2 separate regions of the Homo sapiens genome follow, and region 2 is linked to region 1. Evidence: chromatin contacts called from ENCODE Hi-C or POLR2A ChIA-PET data. All regions are on one chromosome and are shown on one strand. Each heading gives the region's core, a stretch centred on a gene start or an enhancer-like site at or near the end of the contact. The rest is flanking DNA. Distances are from core to core; before and after follow the strand shown.

Region 1 (6,815 bases), core at 3,884-6,383:
AGAGAATGGCTCAGCCTTGGGTCTGGGGCGGGCCTGAGGTCACACCTGGCTTCACCGCCTGCTGGCTGTGTGATGGAATGCAAGCCGGCCAACCTCTCTGTGCCTCGGTTTTCTCATCTTTAAAACAAGGAATGAGAGGATCCCTCCTCTCACAGGGAGGTTGTGAGAATCAAGCATGATCGTTCACAGAAAAGCGTTTAGCACAGTGTCCGCACTTAGCAAATGCTCACCCAACCCTGTGATTTTGATGGTTATGGAGGCTCACGTTACGGAAGGCGATGCGGGAGTCAGATCTGTCTGAGTTTTGGTTTCTGCTCTCTCCATCTCTGTCACTGTCACTCTCCCCGTGTCTCTCCAGCCCTGTTGTCTCTTCATATCCGCTTATTTCTCTCTGTTCCGCCACCGCCCGCTTCCTCTGTCTCGGTCTCCTTCTTCCTGTCTCTCAGGGTCTTTGTCCTCATTTCCACCTGGCCATAGGAGCTTTGCAAGCATCTGTGAAAATGCTAAACATCGGGAAAAATGGAGCTAACTACAATGATAAAAGTGCAAACTAAAAATTAACAATACTAGAAAAGCAAAACTATACTATTATAAAAACTCAAAAACAGTAACAAAAATTATGTTTTTGGTAGGTCGTGGGGCTTTTCCAGCCCATTTGATGGGTAGTGGCTTGGAGCTGCAGGGCTGCGGGGCCCTGCTGGGGGTTGCCTCTCTTTCCTGTTTTTTTTTTTTTTTTTTTTGAGACAGCGTATCATTCTGTCACCCAGGCTGGAGTGCAATAGCGCAATCTCTACTCACTGCAACCTCTGACTCCCAGGTTCAAGCGATTCTCCTGCCTCAGCCTCCCGAGTAGCTGGTACTACAGGCCTGCACCACCACACCAGCTAATTTTTGTATTTTTAGTGGAGATGGGGTTTCACCATGTTGGCCAGGCTGGTCTCGAACTCCTGACCTCAAGTGATCTACCCGCCTTGGCCTACCAAAGTGCTGGGATTACAGGCGTGAGCCACCACGCCCAGCCTCTTTCCTGTTTCTTTGGACCCCTTGCAGCCTTGAACCTAAACAGAGCTGAGTGATTCAGTGGAGATCTGGCCTCAGCTGGTCACTGATCCCCTTCTCTGTCCTTTCCTCACTGCATGGCCCTGGGAAGGCACAGCCACTGATCTATGTTCTTCCAACTCATTTACTAAGTGCCTACAACACCAGGCCCTGGGACACAACACCGAACAAGATAGACACAATCTCCGCCTTTTGGTGCTTATGTTCTAGGACGGTGTGCATGTGACAGATGATATGGATATGAGTGAATAAACATGCGGAACAATTGTATGGTGCTAAGTTGTGGTTGTGTGATAGAGAAAGGCGTGGGGCTGCTTTGCACTGGGGATGAGGGTGGGGATCTGGGAGGATGACTCTGGCCGAATTTAGAGACTAGAATGATGAGAAGGAGCTGGGCCTGGGAATAGCTGGAAGAAGGACATTCCAGGCAGAGGGAACTGCAAGTGCAAAGGCTCTGAGGCAGGGACAAACTTGGGGGTCAGTCATGATTGGGAGATCTTGGAGGAGGAAAAGATCTCAAGAGAAAGACAGTCTTTCTTTGCTGAGTGTCTCAAGCAAGTTACTTGCCCTCTCTAAGCCTTAGTTTCCCCCTGTGTAAAATGGGAATGTTAAAGACACAATCCCAAGAGATGAGTGAGTTTTAAATCCAGTGGTGGGCCAGAATTTCTATACTGGAGGGTCTTAGGGGATGGTTGGGCTATGGGGTGATTTGTCTTGAATTTGTGGGCTTAGCAGCACTACTCTTTTTACTTGGTTTACTTGGGCGGCTTTGGGGGGTGATGATGGAGATTATTTGTGGTTGCAAGTGATGCCCCAATTTCCCCATGGCCGAGCCCCTGATTTCAGGAGTTAATAGCCTACAGCACTCGGCACAGTGCCTGGCACAGAGCAAGTAGACAGGAATGGGGAGGGCATTCCAGGTGGGAGGAAAGGCGTGGAGATGGGAATGTTTAAGGCGTGTTAGGGGAAGAGTGAGGAGACCAGCCTGGCTGGTGGGGACGGGTGAGTGAGAGGCTGGAAAGACGGGTTGAGGACCAGGATGAGACCTCGAATGGCATGCAAAGGAGGGTGGCCACAGCCCGGAGGCAGGAGGAAGCCACTGTGAGCTCTGGAGCAGGAGAAGCCGTGGAAATAGGCTTTGTTTCTGGTTTGATTCTCAATATTTTTAATGTTTTACTATTCAAAAAAATTTAAAGGATAAGAACAGAAGTTTCCACGCAGCTATCACTCAACTGCCTGGAAACTTATGTTCTTCTGTGTTCTTTTCTTCCTTAAAAGGAACCACCCCAATATAGGGGATCCCCCCATATCCCTGCCCAGAAGGATCTCTCTTAGAAGTCACTGCAACCTGTGAGCTGAGATTGCACCACCGCACTCCAGTCTGGGCGACGGAGCAAGACTCCGTCTCAAAAAACAAAACAAAACAAAACAAAAAACAAAAAATAAACAACAAAAAAACCAGTCACTGCAACCTGGATTTGATGCTCGTGATTTCCCTGTGTGTCTTTATCCTTCTCTTGTTGGTTTGATGAAGGTATCCACCTGGTTTGATGGAGGTGTAAATGCACACAGTAAAACACACAGATCTTTTTTTTTTTTTTTTTGAGACGGAGTCTCGTCCTGTCGCCCAGGATAGAGTGCAGTGGCACGATTTTGGCTCATTGCAACCTCTGCCTCCCAGGTTCAAGCGATTCTCCTGCCTCAGCCTCCTGAGTACCTGGGACTACAGGCCCGTGCCACCACGCCTGGCTATTTTTTTGTATTTTTAGTAGAGAAGGGGTTTCACTGTGTTAGCCAGGATGGTCTCCATCTCCTGACCTCGAAATGCACAAATCTTAATTGTAGTTTGATGGTCATGGGATCACACCAGATCAAGATGTAGAACATTCCTAGCCTCCAGGGGCTCCCTTCAAAGGTAACTACTGGTCTGATTCCTATTACGATAGATTGGTTTTGCCTATTCTTGAACTTCATATAAGTGAGCCCATTCAGTCTGTGCTCTTTTGTATCAGGCACTTTCACTTAAACTCATCCAATGAGGTCTATCCAAGTTTTGTGTCTGTTTTCACGGCTGTGGAGTATTCCATTGTCTAACTAGACCACAGTTTGTTGAATCACCCTATGGTCAACAGAGATGGGGGTTGTTTCCAGTTTCCACTATTTTGAATAGTGCTGCTGTGAACCTTCTCTTACACATCCGACAGTAGACATAAGCAGGCATTTCCCTTAGTCTATATCCAGGAATGGAATTGCTAGATGATGAGATATGCACATGCTTGGTTTTTGTAGCTATGGCCAGTTTCCCAAAGCAGTTGTAGGACATCTTTAGACTTTTACACACACACACACACACACACACACACACACACACACACACACAGACACACAGACACACGTGGAATCCCTGAGGGATTCGGGGAGCTGCTTTGGGTTGTGGGTGGGATTGTACAGATGGCGTCCCTTGTACATTTGCTTCTGCATCCTGCTTTTTTTCCACCCGATGTTCTGTTCTGGAGTTCCGTCCCCGTTGGCGGAGTGGCTTGGGTGCATCTATTGGTTGTCCCTGTGGGCTTTGTCGTGGGGACAGACCACAGTGCTCTTCCTCAGGCTTCTGCTCCTGGACATTTAGCTTATTCCCGACTGGGACTCTCTTTTTGGCTTTTCATGAATATCCGTTATGCGTTGGGTGAGGCCAGCTAGGACTGGCCGAGGTGCAGGGTGGACATTGGGTCTATCGTGGTGGGAGATGGGGACGAGGGGCTGGTGGCACAGATGGTTTCAAGGGACTTTTAGGGAACTTGGTTATGGTGGGGGAAGAAAGAAACAAGACGGGGGCCTTGGGGGCCAGAAGCCCAGGTTTAAATCCCTGGTCCCCCCTCCTAGCTGTGTGACCTTGGGCATGTGACTTTGCGGCTTGGAGCCTCAGTTACCTCATCTGTAATTTGGGAACATCAACCCTGCCTGATAAGACGGTTGTGAGGGTTGAGTGAGCACAGACATTCAGTGGACCTGGCTAGGATTTGAACCCCTTTATTAACTGATTGACCTCGGGCAAGTTGCTTCACCTGAACCTCAGTTTCCTCATCTGTAAAATGGGGATGATAATAATACCTGCCTCCCAGCAATTTTATGATGATGAAATGAGATTTCGGACATAAAGCACTTACTAGATGCTCAATACCTGGCGGTCTCTTGTTATTATTACTATTGCGGTTGACTTCTCTGCCTTTCCCTCCAGAAGGTGGGTGGCTAAACAGCAGGAATTGGTCTTTTGTCCCCACCTTCCTCCTGTGGCTCCCACACAGGACAGAGGTGAGGGTCATCTGCATCCAGGGTGTAGACCTCGAGTGAGCCCTGCCCGGCTGGGAGCCTCAGTTCTCTCCTGTAACAGGGGCTCATGGCAGTGCCTACCTGACCAGGTGGCTTCCCAAGGGGCACACGATCTTGTTGGGGAGAAGAGCTGGTCAGGAGGGACCTGTGGACGGGAGACATTTTCCGAGCAATGTTGTGGCTGATGCCATCTGGGGGTCCTCCCAGAGATGGGCGGGGGATGTTGGGCTGAGCCCCTGAGGAAGGAAGACATGGCGTGGGAGTGTAAGAAGGGAGAAGAGGAATGATTCCAGCCCTGCTGACCTCCTGAGGGGAGGTTTCAGCTGCAGGGATGCCAGAGCCGCTTGCTGCAGCGGGGACACTCAGGCCACAGCGAGAGGAAGGCTGGAGTCCTGGGTTCCCAACTTGCCGCTGATGTCCTTGTGCTGTGTGACCCTGGGTGCCTGTCACTCTTACCCTGTGCCTTGGCCTTCGTTCATTGTGAGAATCTCAGACTTGCTCTCTCTTCTGCTGGGTTTCCCGGCCCCCGCAGACCCCCTGGCCTGGCCCCTCTGCCCTCATGGAGGCCGAGGCCAGGGCCCAGGGCCAGGGCTGCGCACCTTGACAACGCGCCCACGCCGGGCACAAAGGCCCATTGTTCGGGCCCACGTTGGCGGGGAAGCGGGCGGGGAGCAGCCGCCTTTCACCCAACCCGCTTGTGGTCGGCGGGGACTGAGGAGCGATTCACAGAGGCCCCCGCCCCCTGTCCGGGCATCCAGCCAGGATGCCTCCCAGGCAGGCACCCTTGCCAAGCTGGGCCTGTGCTACCCAGAACTGGGCCTCAGTTTCCCCAGCTGAGAAAAGGGAAGCAGAGCAGCTCTGATAGTGGGGTAGAGCTTGCTGTTTGGCCTCATTGCCCTGAGATCCACTGCTCTGTGCCTTCCCCAGGCACAGATCAGCTGCCCCTGACATGCCAGAGGAGGCCACGGGATCTGGGGCTTTGGGGCCTGACAAGTCTGGGTTTGGATTCATGCTGGATGATTTTGGGTGAGTCTGTTCAGCTCATGAGCCTTTGTTCTCCCGCCTGTAAAAGGGGGCTTGGAGTCCATGATCCTCAGAGGTAAAATGAGAGAAATGACACCTCAGGGCGGCATTCATTCATTCATTCATTCATTCATTCATTCATTCATTCCAAAAGGTGTACTGGCTGTCAACTCTGTACAGGACCAGCTATAGAATGTTCAGTGTCGTGTGCAAAATTAAACGTGATGGTCCTTGTTCAAAATTAAGAATTTCAAGAGGTAACGGCATTAATCCAAGCATGGGGCCCTGTGTGAAGGCATGCGTTGCAGGTCTGTGAGGCTCACTCTGCCTGTGTGCCAGCCGTTATCCCAGGCACCAGGACCAGGCACTGGGCCCCACTAATGAGAGAGGGAAAAATTTCTGTTGTCATGGAGCTCATAACCTGGCAGGGGGACCTAGAGTCCCTGAACCTTCCCAAGGCCAGGTGCCCCAGGAGGCCTGCTCCTCCTGGGCCTGCTGACCAGGCCAGCGGGGTGAGCGGAGGCACCCAAGCTTCCTTCGAGGCTCCGATGTCAGTGACCACCACATCTGGCTGGGCACCCACAATAATAATGGCTTACATTTGCATAAGACTCTGCCCGGGCTGATCCAGGACCCTTTCTCGGATGAACTCAGCATCTTCGTGGCAACCCTATGAGGAAGGCGAGGCAGCATGGCTCACCCTTTGTATGGATGGAGAAACTGAGGCTCAGGCTCACTGGACCATTCAGCCAGCAAATGGCAGAGGCAGGATTTGAACCCAGGCTGTCTGGTGCCAGGGTCTTCATTTCCTCATTCCATCCTCTGTGGATGGGGACAGCGGTGAGCGAGGTGGTTTATGCTGGCAACAGAGGCCCTGCTGGGGATTGAGGCTGGGAAGGGTGCGGGTGTGCTGGTGGCCCGCCAGCTGCCACCTGGGTTGGCCCTGCTGTGTGGCCCTGAGTCACAGCGCTGTGTCCTGGGAAGCTGGTTGTGCTCCGGGCACCCGTGGGGCCTGAGTCACAGCAGAGCACACCCTACCTTCCTGCCTACCTCCCACCTGGGCCCAGGGACAGGCAGGCCCTCTGAGCAGGTTCTTAGGCAGGCAGTCACATCTCTGCCCAACGTCAGGGGCAAGAAAGAGGCACCTGTGTGTGGCTCCAGAAGCACATTCCTGCTTCCTGTCACTGAGCCCAAATCCATCCTTCCAAGCTACCCTTTGGATGGATTAGCTGGCAGGTAAAGTACTGAGCTCCCCGTCACTGGGAGCATTCAAAGCAGGATAGCCTGTCAGGGGTGCTGAGAAGTGTTCCTGAATCAGGTAGGGCCTGCTGCTGGAGTATGTGAATTCCAATGCCCTAAACATGTGCTTATGTGCTAATTTTTGAATAGCTATGGTGAGCAAA
Region 2 (6,778 bases), core at 1,754-4,253, 65 kb after region 1:
ACCTTGGGCACGTCACCTCACCTCTCTGAGCCTCTAGCTTAAGATAGAACTAAGGACAGACCCCAGCTTGCAGCCTCGTGGGCATATGCAGTGGTACAGTGGCTGATGTGGGGCCTAATGCCTAGAAGGGCAGCCTGGAATGGAGGCAAAAATCACAGACTTTGGGGCCAGATGAGGTTGCCACTTGTGAGCTGGGTGACCCTGGGCAGGTCGCTTCTCCATCTGCATCCCCAGGGAAGGTCCTCACCAAGTTATTCTGCCAAAAAAAGAATCCATTCACCGAACAAATATTTATTGGGCAATTCCTGTGGGTCAGGCGCTGGGGACATGGCAGGACATAGGACGGTCAAAGGTCTCTGCCCCCGTGGAGTTCACACTTGTGGAGAGAGCAGGCAATACACAAGATAAATAAGTTGCATATTGCATTTGAGAAGATCCATGCTAGGGAGAGAAATGAAGCAGGAAAAGGAGATGGGATTTCAATGGGCGGGGCAGGAACAGCCTGGTGAGCAGGTGACAGCTGACAACGATCTGTAGGAGGTGAGGGAGGGAGCCGCGGGGAGGGGAGAGTGTTCCAGGCAGTGGGAACGGTGCACAGGCCCTGAGTGGGGGCTGTGGCTGTTGTGTTTGGGGTGTAGCAAAGAGGCCAGTGTGTGGAACAGGGTGAGCGAGGGAGAGAGACTAGGAGGACGTGAGGGCCAAGAGGCCGTGGGGGGCGGATCCTGCAGGGCCACGTGGGCTGTTAAAGGACTTTGGCTTTTTCTCTGCAGGACATGGGAGTCATGGAGGGTTCTGAGCATAGAAGGGACGTGGTCTGACTTCAGTTTTCATGGATCCCTCTGGCTGCAGTGGAGAATGGGCTGGAGGGGCCAGGGCCAGGACAGAGGCAGGGGGGATAGTGGGGAGGTGATGGCAATAGTCCACCCTCTGTTTAGTGATCCTGGTCCTTCCCCGCTCTAAAGCCTTCCTGACTTCCCATCGCCTCTGGACAAAGCTCAAACTCCTTAGCGTGACATTCAAGGCCCGCTTACCTGACTCTAGCTGCTCCCTGCCCCGGCTCCTCACTCTCCACAGCATCCCAACCAGATATCCTTCCTTCCCTGCTCCACATGCGGTCCACCTTTGCCCGTGCTGTTTCCTCTGCCAGGAATGCCCTTCCTGTCCCCCTTTGTGACCCAGTTCATGTAAGGCTGAGTCCCACAAGCTAGGAGATAGAAAAGGAAGGAATAGAGGAAAGGCTGTTCCTGGGGAGGGTCAGGGAGGGCCAGGTTTCGGCTCCCCTCTTCTTCCTGGAATTCATCCTCCATGGCCTCCGCAGCTGAGGGCAGGCTCAGGAGCTGGGAGTGGGGCTGTAGCCCACACGACCATGCTGTGTGACCTTGGGCAAGTCACCCACCCTCTCTGGGCCTTGGCTTTTCTGCTCTGTAAAATGGGGAGGATCCTGGAGCTCCTCATGGTGGTTCTGTGCACCCAAGGGCTGTGGCAACTGTGGGAATAATGGCATCCTGGGGAAGACATAACTGCACTTCCTTGCCCAGCCACGACAGGCCAGCTCAGGGTGGCCCTGAGCTGATGCTAGGGGTAGCTTGCAGGAGGGGTGCCCTCTGAAGCCCTGAGCATCTCCAGTTCAGTCACCCCTGAGTGACCTGAGCACCTACAGTGTGTCCAGCCCCAGCACTGTGCTTGAGCACGGACAGAGGCCAGACAGCCTGGTTTCAAATCCCAGCTCTGTCACTTCCTAGCTGTGTGATCTGGGCAAGTAATGTAACCCAGCTGGGCCTTGGTTTCTCACCTGTGACATGGGGACAGTAAGAGTGCTCTCCTCCTGGGAAGCTCAAAGAAGCCAGTGTGCTCCTATAAATACCATGCTCAGTGCGTGGAGGAAGCAGCTTATCAAGGCCAACTAGCATTTTTTTTATTATTATTATTATTATTATTATTATCACCACTGTCATTTCCTGGCTTTGTGGCCTCAGGCATCACTTGCTTCACTGTGCCTCAGTTTTCTCCTCTGTGAGATGGGGTAATAGTCCCACCTTCGAAGAGTTGCCATGAGGACTGAGCCTGACGCATGTAAATGAGCCTGGAGCAGAGTAGGTACTCTGTGATTTTTGTTTGTTTGTTTGTTTGAGATAGGGTCTCGCTCTGTTGCCCAGGCTGGAGTGTGGTGGCAAGATCTTGGCTCACTGCAACCTCTGCCTCCCAGGTTCAAGCGATTCTCCCACCTCAGCCTCCCAGGTAGCTGGGACTACAGGCGTGCGCCACCATGGGCGGCTAATTTTTGTATTTGTAGTGGAGACGGGGTTTCACCATGTTGGCCAGGCTGGTCTTAAAACTCCTGACCTCAAGTGATCTGCCCGCCTCGGCCTCCCAAAGTGCTGGGATTACAGGCGTGAGCCACCGCGCCTGGCCTCAGTCTGTAATTTCTTAAGAAAAACATTTCAAATGCAGAATTTATTTTATTCACTACCATAAGTCATCACTGATATATGAATAGTCCCTATGAAATCCTTTGTTATTCCTCTAGTCAGACAAATGCTCGTTTGGTTTAATCTGACTTAACAAATTAACGAGATGAGGAAGAAAATTCCAGGCCTTGGGACATTCACTGAAGCCCAACCAGGCACCAAGAGACACATGTCCTTCTAGTCCTTCTAATGAAGAGTGGAGGAAGATCAACACGATCCTTATTTACACTTCAAGTCATTATGACTCTGCAGCTGGGTGACCTTGGGCAAGTCCCTTCCCTTCTCAGACCCTGAGTCTCTTCTTTCCTAAAATAAGTGTGATAGCTTCCTACCTGCCCTGTCTAGCTCACAGGATTATGGTCTGGCTCCAAGACATCACGGCTATCATTTATTAAGTCCCTCCTGTATGCAAAGTCCCTCTTCCTGACCACCCTGCCTCCTTCCAGGAGGGAACTGGATGCTGCTTGTTTTCAGGACAGGACAGTGAGGCTGGGGAGGTGGCGGAGGATGCTGCCCAGGGAGAGGAGGAAGTAGGGGGCTGGGGCTGGCTGGGCTGACGCAGCTGTGATGTCAGACACCCGCCACAGGCAGCCGGCCCAGTGCTAACTGTGCGCTCTCTGCTGGTCTGGCCTGGCGCCTGCCCCCTCCTCCCCCCGCCACCCCCCTTAACCCCTTCCCGGCCTCCTCTTCCCAGACGGCCATCCCCCAGGCCCAGCCTTGCCCACAAGATTCCCAGATTTCACAACTGGGGCTGGCGCTGAATCATGTACAGTAAGTCCGGGGAGAGAAACTCCCGGCTGCCTGGCGTCCCCGGGACAGGACAGCTGCCAAGCCTGCCCTCCCTCCCAGGGGCCCACCGGCAGCCAGGGATCATCCCCTCTGGGCCCCTGACCAGCTAGGGGGTGATGGGCGAGACACACAACCTCCCTTGGCTGTGCCAGGGATCAAGGGACCGTGTGGTTTCCAGGGAACCTTCAGGCTCTGGAGGGATAGGGGCAGGCCAGGGTGGTGGGAGAGGGGTCGAAGTGGCCTTGTATTCAACCACGGCCTGCCACCAAATCACTGGTGACCTGGAGCAGTCCCTAACTGTAACTCTAAGTTACGGTTTCCTTATCTGGAAAGTGGGGATAATCACAGCCCTGACCTCACAGGTGGCTGGAAGGACTCTGAGAAGATCTGTGTACAGTGCTTACCGCAGGAAGCGCCCAATAAATATTATTATTATTGTTGTGACGTCGAGCTGGTCATGACACGCTTTAAGACCCTGGAGAAATCATCCAGTTCTTTGGAGGACGTCTCCCCTGAAACACCCACCCCTCCCGCTGTGATACAAATTACATCTTATCTTTTCAAAACTTCTTCAGTACATCAGCAAACATTTATTGAGCACCACTGTGTTCCGTGCCTGCTACCAGGTCCTGGAGATACAGCAGTGGACAAAACAGAAAGACATTTAAAAGCCCTCTGTTCTCGTGGAGCCTGTATTCTAGCTGAGGAGAATCAGACATTTGAGGTCATTTCAGTAAGTGAGCAGGGCTCCAAAGGAAATAAAGCAGAAGGTGCGATGGAGAGAGCCTGGGAGGTCCCCTCTGATGGGGTGACATTTGAACAGAAGCCCCAACAAAGAGGAGAAGCCCACGTGCAAAGGCAGGGGGTGGGAAACGGTGCTCCAGGCAGAGGGAACCGCAGGTGCTAAGGCCAGGCTGTGGGATCCTCTTGTTGAAGGCTCAGCAAGGGCAGTGTGGCTGGAGCAGAGGGAGTGAGTGAGGGGCAGAGGGGTGGGAGGTGAGCTTAGTGGGGCCCCCACCCTGGAGCAGCTCTCCTAATGCCAGGCTCTTCCTGAAAGTGGCCACCTGGTGCCTGACTTCTACCTGTAGGGGCAGCCACCTGACAAGGGCCCAGCTTCTTCCCATCCGGGGTCCCAAGGCCCCGGAGCTGCCTGCTCACAGTAGAAAGCCTCATTCCCAGGAACCCCACGGAGGGCCAGGCTCCCCGCCCCTGCCCTTTGCTCAGGCTGCCGCTGGGACTCCCCTGCCCCTCCCGGAGGATGTGACCCTCCCTGCCTCTCAGCCGCTCAGAGTGTGGGCATCTGCATCTCGGAGTCTCAGTGTGCCCACCTGTGAGATGGGCACCATGTTGCCTCAGGGAGGGAGTAAAAGGAGGAAGGGAGCTCTGGCCTTAGTATCTGTCCCCTGAACCCTGGAAGAAGGAAAACATCGGGGCTCACTGGGGACCAGGCTGTGCGTTCATAGCTGGACGGAGAGCTCAGGCGTGTGTATGTGCGTGTGTGCATGTGTGTGCATCTGCGTGTGTGTGCATGTGTGTGTGTGCACGTATGGGGTGGGGGAGACGGGGGTGGCATCAAGACCCAGGAGCCACAAGAGTGAGGAAGAGGGAAGGGGTGGGCTTCCAGGGACAGGGGGCAGTCAGAGCCTGGTTCTGGCGCCCAAGTGGGGATTGGGGCAGGGGGAATAAGAGGCCTGCCCTCCCTCCTGGGGGCCCAGCGGCAGCCAGGGATGATTTCCTGGGATGTTTTAAAAATCATTTATTTCTAGAAAAGTCTTTCATCATTTCCCTTCAGGTCACGGAGGCTGAGATGGCTGACGGGGTAGGTGGCTGTGGCCTGATGTGTCACTTTTGGCCTCAAACTGAGGCAATGGGGACGAAGTGGCTGCGAGGCGCAGTATCTGGCATATGTGTGAGAAACAACCACAGTGCCCTGGGGAGGGGCCACGTCCTCACCCCGCACCGCCAGGGTCTCAGCGTGTCTCCCAAAGGTCATGTGGGCCTTTAAGAGGTGGTTGGGTCCTGAGAGCTCTGCCCTTATGAATGGATTAGTATCATTATTGCAGGAGTGGCTTCATGATGGAGAGAGTGGATTTGTCATGAAAGTGAGTTCGGCCATTCCTTGCTGTCTCACGTGCCACCTCTTGCCATGGGATGCCCTCGCCATGGGATGACAGCAAGAAGGCCCTTGCTTGAGTGAGCCCCTCCATCTTCGGCTCTCCGGCCTCCAGGACTGTTAGAAATACATCTCTGTTCTTTGTAAATTACCCAGGCTGTAGTACTCTGTTATAGCAACACAAAACAGACTAAGACACTACTATGTAGATGAAGAAACAGGCCCAAGAGGTGAGGAGTGTTGTCCAGGTCTTCTGGCCAGAGGAGCGGCAGAGATGGGATTTCAACCCTGGGACTGTGTGGCTTGTGACCACTCCTAGCTTCAGCCCTGCCCGGTGCTGAGGGGTTTGGGGCCAGAACGATGGCCAGATGTTTGGGCACACTGGGCCCTACCCACCTGGAAAGAGGCTGGCCTGGGGTTGAATGAGAACCAGAAGTGACTCAGGCTAGGACCCCTCTGCACCCTCCCTCAGGCCGTGGGTAATTACCTGCCCAGGTTAATAGCGCCCACTTCCCGCCACCTTTCATCAAGGCTCCTGGAGCTGCCAGGCAGTAATTAACCCTCACAGCACCCTTCTGAAGTCAGCACTGGAGGCAGACGTGTGATGAAACACGTTTATTACAGGTAGGTAAACTGAGGCAGAACCCATTGCAGCCTGGGAGCCTAGCCTGTTGTTCCCCTGTGACTCAGCAGCTCAATCAATCTCTGCTTTCTTCCCACAGGAAGCACCAGTTAGCCCAGATGCTTCTCATCTTTGGAGTTGAGCTGCAGGCTGGAGACCTGGAAGGCCCTCGCAGCGCCTGCTCCCATCCTCTCACCTCACGAAAGCGCAGGAATGTGGGTTTGGAGCCAATGAAAAGTACTGGAATCTGGCTCTGCTCTGTGACCCTGGACAAGTCACTGCCCCTCTCTGGGCTTCAGTTTCCTCCTTGGTAACACAGAATGATTATACCTACCCCTTGGGTTTGTTGACCTGAATCTACCCCTCAGTCATTGCCTTTCCTTCTTGCTGCAGCCACACTGGCCCCTTGACAGTTCCTTGAACACAACAAGCCCTTTCCCACCTCAGGGCCTTTGCATGTGCAGTGCCAGATGCCTGGAATGTCCTTCCTTCCAATCTCCCCATGGCCGGCTCATTCTCATCTTTCTTGGCTCAAATGTTACCTCCCCAACCTAGACAGCACCGCTGCCACCTCTTCACCCCGTCTTACTCTTCTTCAAGCACTTCTGGAGGTATCTTGCTATTTATCTTGTTTATATCTTTTTCAGCTCCATGAGGGCAGGGGATTTTGTCTGTTTCATTCACAATGTGTTCCCAGAGCTCAGCACAGTGTCAGGCACACACTAGGTGAGTAAGAAACAATTGCTTCCTCTACCTCTTCCCCTGCTAGCCCCAAGTTCAGCTAAC

Evidence for each region. A loop is a pair of places that touch in the nucleus more often than their neighbours do. ChIA-PET counts read pairs that join two places held with the same protein, here RNA polymerase II (POLR2A).
Region 2: a loop to region 1 is called in a map of mammary epithelial cell, with 1.9 times the contacts of the local background. The contact joins two enhancer-like sites. A Hi-C loop is called at or near these places in 1 of 168 maps with a recorded cell type or tissue (mammary epithelial cell). POLR2A ChIA-PET finds 5 or more read pairs at or near these places in 3 of 52 experiments (AG04450, WTC11 and activated B cell).

What each region holds. Positions count from the first base shown.
Region 1 is chr20:50,238,223-50,245,037 of GRCh38, forward strand. LOC107985386 (a long non-coding RNA gene) reads right to left here. Exons shown (of 3, transcript XR_001754718.2): 2 at 4,471-4,625; 3 at 232-503. Among named protein-coding and RNA genes, the nearest start is that of PELATON, 26 kb to the right of the region's middle. Within about 2 kb of position 5,134, at least 10 of the 41 ENCODE cell types and tissues checked have a DNase peak (open chromatin) inside an H3K27ac peak, as active enhancers do.
Region 2 is chr20:50,305,713-50,312,490 of GRCh38, forward strand. It overlaps LINC01270 (long intergenic non-protein coding RNA 1270), which reads left to right. Exons shown (of 5, transcript NR_034124.1): 3 at 6,093-6,302; 4 at 6,640-6,718. LINC01271 (long intergenic non-protein coding RNA 1271) reads right to left here. Exons shown (of 3, transcript NR_109950.1): 3 at 4,999-5,537. Among named protein-coding and RNA genes, the nearest start is that of LINC01271, 12 kb to the right of the region's middle. RefSeq lists enhancers at 1-43, 2,822-3,333, 3,334-3,844 and a silencer at 340-634. Within about 2 kb of position 3,004, at least 31 of the 41 ENCODE cell types and tissues checked have a DNase peak (open chromatin) inside an H3K27ac peak, as active enhancers do.